Regions from separate parts of the Mus musculus genome. Here region 1 is linked to region 2. The links are chromatin contacts, found by Hi-C or POLR2A ChIA-PET in ENCODE. All regions are on one chromosome and are shown on one strand. Each heading gives the region's core, a stretch centred on a gene start or an enhancer-like site at or near the end of the contact. The rest is flanking DNA. Distances are from core to core; before and after follow the strand shown.

The links. Hi-C counts contacts between places; a loop is a spot of excess contacts on that map. ChIA-PET counts read pairs that join two places held with the same protein, here RNA polymerase II (POLR2A).
Region 1: a loop to region 2 is called in a map of gastrocnemius, with 4 times the contacts of the local background. The contact joins the promoter of Lmf2 here to the promoter of Sbf1 in region 2. A Hi-C loop is called at or near these places in 11 of 37 maps with a recorded cell type or tissue (gastrocnemius, heart, left cerebral cortex and 1 more). POLR2A ChIA-PET finds 5 or more read pairs at or near these places in 4 of 5 experiments (Patski and embryonic stem cell).

What each region holds. Positions count from the first base shown.
Region 1 is chr15:89,354,047-89,357,526 of GRCm38, reverse strand. It overlaps Lmf2 (lipase maturation factor 2), which reads left to right and starts at 1,868. Exons shown (of 14, transcript NM_178919.4): 1 at 1,868-2,171; 2 at 2,710-2,963; 3 at 3,072-3,100; 4 at 3,230-3,444. The coding sequence starts at 2,078. Ncaph2 (non-SMC condensin II complex, subunit H2) reads right to left here and starts at 1,808. Exons shown (of 20, transcript NM_001115132.2): 1 at 1,584-1,808. The coding sequence starts at 1,691.
Region 2 is chr15:89,313,812-89,317,439 of GRCm38, reverse strand. Sbf1 (SET binding factor 1) reads left to right here and starts at 2,129. Exons shown (of 41, transcript NM_001170561.1): 1 at 2,129-2,378. The coding sequence starts at 2,324.

The DNA of each region.
Region 1 (3,480 bases), core at 619-3,118, 40 kb before region 2:
GGCACTGGATCCCCAGGAACTGGGATTACAGACAGCTGCGATCTGTCCTGTGGGTGCTTAGAACTGAACCTGGGTCCTCTGAAAGAATAGTCAGTGCTCTGAATTGATGAGGCAGCTTTCCAGGTCCCTGCGCCCCCATCCCTGTCTCCAGTTTTAATTCTTCAGACTGGATGGTGTCCAATCTAAGAGCCTGGATGAGAAGGTTTTAAATATCTAGGTTTAATACACCTAGACCAGATATAGTGGGGAAGGAAGTATATTCTTGCAATATAACTGACACAATTCATTGGTAAACTTGGTGTGAGACATGAGGCCTTATCACATCTCTTAATTTTCACCTTTAGTTAAACAGTGAAACACTACCAAAATAGAGGACTAGAATTTGAACCACAACCCAAAAGCTCCACTTTAAATAACATCCAAGAGCTCGAGTAACATCCCAGCACATGCCAAGGGAGTGGCTAGAACAAACAAATCTGGGACAGCTCACAAGGAAGATCGGTATGGGTGTATCCCACCACATGGAGTTGAAAACTTGTATTTAAAAAAAAAAAAAATCACACAAGTAAGATTTTCTATTTTTAAGGGAAAGAAGACTCCACCCCAAGAAGCTCGACACTTAAGAAAGAAAACAGAAGCAGTCAAATAGAAATCCTAAGAGCACTGTTTCAAAAAGGAAGCTGTCAGACCGAGAAATCTCCCCAACAGGGCACTTCGAGCGTCTCTTTTATTTTTAAATACGAAGACCACTACAGTTCGAGTTGAGACCTGTAACTATTCAGTAGTGGGATCCGATTGTGTTGAGCCAAAGTGTGAACGTGCAGAAACGGAGCAGACAGTGACTGAATAGACCTGAACTTAAAAAAAAACAAAACGGAGGAATGGAATGCTGATAGGCTAGATTACGGCGAGGGGCTGGGCCACCAACAGGATGGGGGAGGGGGCGGATCCTTCTGGACAAAACTGGTTCAAATTAAGAGCCTGGGGTATGGGTGCGTCGCACTGCGGGAAGATCGTGTGGGCGGGGCTTGAGGTCTAAGATACAAAATCCCTTTTCCTTCGGGAACCAGATCTCTCTCCATTACTGTAAGAGTCCTGGTATGGTAGGGTTGATTGGTAGTTGCAAATAATCGGGAGACTGGGACAGAAGACTTCGGGTTTAAGACCTGCCTTGGCGCCTGGCTCAAGAAGAAAAACAGGTTCCAAAAAAAAGCTCGGTGGTAGAGTGCCTGCCAAACCTGTCCAAAGCCCCAGGTTAAATCCGCCCCCAAAAGGGGAAAACAAAAAGTTTGCTTCTTAATGTATTGTATTCCCCCAAAGAAAACGGAAATAATGTACTTGTTGGAGAAAAATGATTATCATCCAACCAAATCGACTTCACAGCTCGCTAACCGACAGAGGCCTGAAAAGGACAGCTCCGGGAGAATCTAGCTGAAAGTTTCGAGAGGCAGGCTGGATTTTGAAGGGGGGTGAGGAAAGAAACAAGACTGCGGATGACACACCAGACGGCTACAGACCCGGAGGCGGGGGGTGGCAATGCAGCCTGAGCGCCCAGGCCGATGCCATTCCCCCGCCGCCCTCACCTCCTCCAGATACTCGCCCAGCTGTGCCGCCACGTCCACCTCCCAGTTCTTAGTGAGATCCCGGATGGGCTGCAAGAGGTGAGCAAAGCGCACCTCCACATCCTCCATGTCTAGAACGGGACTAGAAGCCCGGAACCATGGCTCAACCCGCTACTGGTTCTGGCGCCATTTTGGTGCTCCCGCCCCGGAAGTACGTAGCCAGGGCACTGCGCGCACACGTATGACGTCAGGCGGGCCCAGTTTCGAAGAAGTAAAGAAGCGGGCCCGACGGGGGCGGGGCCTACACCGGGGGCGGGGCTCCGTGTCTAGGGGGGGGGCCTGGAGGAGCGGAGGAGACTAAGTTTCTAGGTGGTTAGCGGTGAGTTCTTTGGCACTGGGTGGAGCTCAGTGACCCGACCGGACTGACGGATTCCGGCTGCGGCGTGGGCCAGAGGCCGGGCTGGGGGCAGCTAGGAGACTAGAGGGCACTACTTCGGCAAGACCGCGTAGCGGACATGGCGAGCTCCCGGGTCCCACAGCAGCTTTTCCTACAGGGTGTGGCCGCTGTCTACTTGTTCGCCTTTGCGTCCCTCTACACCCAGATCCCAGGTGAGGGCGCGGAGGGGTTGAATCGTCACACGTGGACGTGGTAGCATCCCTTCCTTCACTGCCCTCTGAGGCGGGTGTAAAGTCCAGGCCTCTCTCTGCGCGGGATTAAGGGGTGGTAGTTTGCGGGCAACAAAAGTGGAGGAAAAAGAAGCACAAGGGTCGATTTCCCTTAACTATTAGTAGTCTCATCTAGGCTTAGGGAAAAACCCCGAGGGGAGTGGGTGGCAGATTTCTACCTGGACTCTGTGGGCAGGTAAGAGAGGGATGCGCTCTAATTGACAGAAGGTGCTGACCCAGAATCAGGTCTTCTGAACCTGGTGTTGGGGGTCAACAATTTCCAACGTGAGAGAGAGAGACCATCTGGTAGACAGAGCAAGCCCTGCCTGGGATGGGAACATCTGCAAGCACAACCTGGAGTTGGGGGTTTGGGACATCTGCATGCCAGGAGCTGGTGGTGGAGCATCTCCGGGGCCTAAGTTCATGTGCATGTTAGACTGGGAAGATGTCTAAGACTTGGCCCTGACATACCCTCCCACAGGCCTCTATGGCCCAGAGGGCATCCTTCCTGCTCGAAGAACACTGCGGCCCCAAGGCAAGGGCCTGTGGCAGCAGCTGTGGGAAACACCAACGCTGCTGTGGGAGGCACCAAGACTGGGGCTGGATACTGCCCAAGGTCTGGATTTACTGACCTTATTGGGCACCGTGCTAGCCCTGGGCGCCCTGCTCCTGAACTCTCTGAGACACCCCTTCGTCTACCTGCTGCTCTGGGTTGCATACCGATCAGCCTACCAGGCAAGTGAGACACTTAAAACTTCAGCCTTCATCTAACCCACCCTCTCTCTCTGCCTCACCTGATGCAGCAGACACACAGTGGCTCCCTGACCACTTCTCTCCCTACAGGTGGGCCAAGTGTTCCTTTATTTCCAGTGGTGAGTGATTCCGGGGGCCCAATCTGCCTGAGGCCACTGGGCAGGGTTGTTTGCCTCTCCTGGGAGGACCCTGGGAGGTTCCTATTAAGCAACCTAAATAGGAAATTTAGGATATTTCCCTCCCTATAGGGATTCCCTGCTGCTGGAGACTGGCTTCCTAGCTATACTGGTAGCCCCGCTGAGGGGGCCTTCCAAACACAAGATTCTCCAGGGTAGATTAGCAGGAGCCTTACCCCATGAAGACCTCCCATTCTGGCTCGTGCGCTGGCTGCTGTTTCGACTCATGTTCGCCTCTGGTGTGGTCAAGTTGACCAGCCGCTGCCCTACGTGGTGGGGACTCACTGGTGAGGGCCCGGGGCCTGAAGCTGGGATGGTCTAGA
Region 2 (3,628 bases), core at 880-3,379:
ATCAAGAAGGGTCGCCCCACCTTCTTAGGTCTGCAGGATACAGATGGTGAAGAGAATACATAGCTGGGTGAGACGTGGGCAACGAAAAACAGAGGCAGCAGTCTGCAAGGAGACAGGCGTTTGGAGGTGTGCATGTGCATAGCAGTGGGATGCGAGAATATTGTCTTGGAGGAGGGCCTACACTGGTTGAGGAGAGGAGACGACAGGCCCTTGAGGAGAAGAAGTCGCTAGCAGGTGACCTGGGGATGCAGTGGTTAGAGTACTCAATTTAGAGGCAAGACACTTGAGGATAGTTGGAAAGGACCCCCTGCCAGGATTGGGGTTCTTTTAGGTAATGACACTGGGCCCCAGTGGTCATGGGAGGAATGGGGTACAGGATCCTTATAGTTTCTAGGAGAGGCAACCCCAGGTTCAGACACCAAGTCAAACTTGCCTGCCACCATTTTTTAAAAAAATTTATTTATTTTATGTATATGAGTACACTGTAGCTGTCTTCAGACACACCGGAACAGGGTATTGGATCCCATTACAGAAGGCTGTGAGCCACCATGTGGTTGCTGGGAATTGAATTCAGGACCTCCAGAAGAGCAGTCAGTGCTCTTAACCTCTGAGCCATCTCTCCAGCCCCCTGCCACCATTTCTTACGAGTATAGAGACGAGTTTTAGTTGATTGACAGAAGCAGCCAACTCAATCAAGTTCAAACACAGGTTTTAAGCAGAAAGGAAGATTTTGCAGCTCACCTGGCATTGGCAAAGGAGAGCTAGGTTTGTGTCTCTGTGCACAGAACTTTCCTAGGACAGTCTTTTCCTCTTCCCCTCTTTTATTTATTTTTATTTTATCTTATTTTTTTCAAGACAGGGCTTCCTGGCTGTTCTGGAACTAGCTCCGTAGACCAGGCTGGCTTCAAACTCCATCTGCTTCTGACTCCCAAGCGCTTTAATTAAAGGCGTGCGCTGCCACCACCACCATGACCACCAAGCTCATCCCCCTCTCTTAAAAAAGACATTTTCACTTTATGTGTATGGGTGTTTTCCCTGCATGTATGTCCACGCACCACCACAAACACGTTCCGGAGGCCAGAAGGGGGCGACAGATCCCCCTGGACCCAGAATTGCAGGCGAGGGTGCTGCAAATCCAGCACAGATTCCCATAACCTCTAAACTATCTCTCCAGAAAGGCCCTTATATCTCCTGTTTTTTGGACACATGGTTTCCTGATGAAGCCAAGGAGACTGGACTGGAATTCATGAACGACCTGCTTCAGCTTCTCAAGGGCCGAGACTCTTTATACACGTACACTGACGACTGGACTCGTCTCTCCTGAGATTGCTTTCATTCATTCTCCAGATCTTGCAGGTGGAGGGAACACGATGCTAATAGGTGGCTTGTCTTTCAGTTCTCACAGAAAACTAAACTCATCAACAAGCAAGCCTAGTCCTCCCCCTTTAATCTCCTGGTCAAGGACCTTGCCTCTCCTACAAGTGTCCATTCCTGTATTACTGCAAGAGGCCTGGCCAACCCCCTGACCTCCAGGGCGATCCAACTTCGCAGGAAGGTGACTCAAGCTGGAACTTTTTTTTTTTTTTTTTTAAATGCAGGTGTTGGATATCCCATCCATCCAATGGTGAAATATCTAGCTGCCCCTTTTTGCACTAGGAACTTAAAAAAAAAAAGCCTGTAAAGTCTTTCCCTTGGCCACCATAAGATTGGCAGGGTGAGTGGCGAAGCCATGACACTCCTCCATCCCCCAGCTCGGTCCTCTAGTTTGGGAGACTGGCTGGACAAGGCCTGAGCTCCACTGGTTTGCTTCAGGCAGACTGAGCTGGACCACGCCCCTGACCCTCGGAGTTAGGCTCTCCCAAGGGTGAGGTCCAGGTCTCCCTTCATTCCGGGGCTTCAGTTCCGACGGGGAAGTATGCCCTAATCCTGACCGGTGGTGCTTCAGGTCGAAATGTCGGCCGCGGGACCAGGGTAGCTGACCCGCCCCGGCCGCCGTAAGCTTCACCCGCCCAAAGGGTTGAGCCGGTCCTTGAGCATGAGGTAGTAGGCGGGGCAGCGCCCTCTGGACCCGCCCCATGCGGAGTGGCCCAATGGAAGCGCACTGTGCCAGGTCCCGCCTACACGGGAGGGGCAGAACTGCGCAGGCTCCTGAAGCGCCCGGGCGGGCCGGCTGGCTGGGAAGATGGCGGCGGAAGCCCTGGTCAGCGGCGCCGCAGAGGAGCGGGCCCGGGGTGTCCCAAGTGTGCAGCTTAGGGCCAGCGCCGGGCCATGAGCGCGCCGCCATCGAACCCTCGAGCCGTGGAGCCCGCCTGCGCCCCTTGCCATGGCGCGGCTCGCGGACTACTTCGTGCTGGTGGCGTTCGGGCCGCACCCGCGCGGTGAGTCTCAGCGCCGAGGGGGACGAGCTGGGGGGGACTGAGGGACTGGGACTGAGGACTCGAAGCTAAGAAGACCCGGCCGGAGGCAGGGTCAGGAGTTGGGGCCGAGCTCTCGGGGCTCTCGAAAAGAGGCCTCCGTAGTTATTGGCCACGGTGGCGTCGGGGCAACCCGCGAGGACCCCGGACGACATGGCCTGTGTAAGAAACATCCCTCCTACACCTGGGCACCTGCGTCGCTGTTCCGAGGTGGGCAGGGGCGTGTCGCTCGGGCGTGGGAGGCTGGAGGACCCTGCTGCAGTTCGGTCTCCCCGATTCCAAGTTGGGTGGGATGGGCTCACCCCGCCTTGGCCGCCTGCCGGTGGCTGGGTCTGGGAATTTCAGAGAGGGGGGCGGAACGTTTTCGTCTTCCAGCTTCTCTGACCCAGTGCTAGGTCTGAAGCCTCAAGCACCGCTTGATGGGGTGCAGTGGAGGGGGAGGGGTTCGTCGGTGGTATGGAGCCGGACTTCAGACGAAAGTGTCACACTTGGAGGAGAGCATTCCTGGTGTTCAAGCCTCTAAGCCAGGCCCCTCAGCGGGGGATCAGTGTGGTGATCTAGGAGGCCCTGATCTGGAGTCAGCACCTGTGTCTGAGAGCCCTTCAGTCCTGGGGGTAGGAGAAAACGGAGCCTGACAGTGACATCAACCACAGCCATGGAGACAACAGTGTTGGGGGGTGTTGGCTGGAGTCCTCAGTGTGCCAGGCCCTGCACAACCCTTTGTGTGTATGATCTCATTTCTCCCAATAGCCCACTGAGATTGCCTTGCTGTTGCCCTATCTTCAGCATAGAATCTGGCATAGAGAAGTTGAGTGTGTGGGTCTGGAATGGAGGCTGGGACTTGTACTCTGGCTGTCAGAGTCCACCTGCAGAGGGGCGGTATCTTAGGGACAACTGTGGCCAGATGAGGTAGCCCCTTAATCCCTAGATGTAATGCTTCCTACCGTGTTCCAGTTATCTATTCCACACAGTTATTCTGCTGCTTCTCAGACCAGCTGTCACTGTCACCATTCAGGACCCAAACTTTCTTCTTTGCCTTTCTTCTTGCTAAGTCTCCACTAGGACTGTTCCTTTGTTTAATGTCCACATGATGGACCCTGTATGCACTGGAAAACACCACCACCACCACCACCACCACCACCACCACCTCTGTCTTCAGATCTGTTCAGTACCCTCGCTTCTTTCTGCTCTCATGTATTCAAGTCTATATCTTT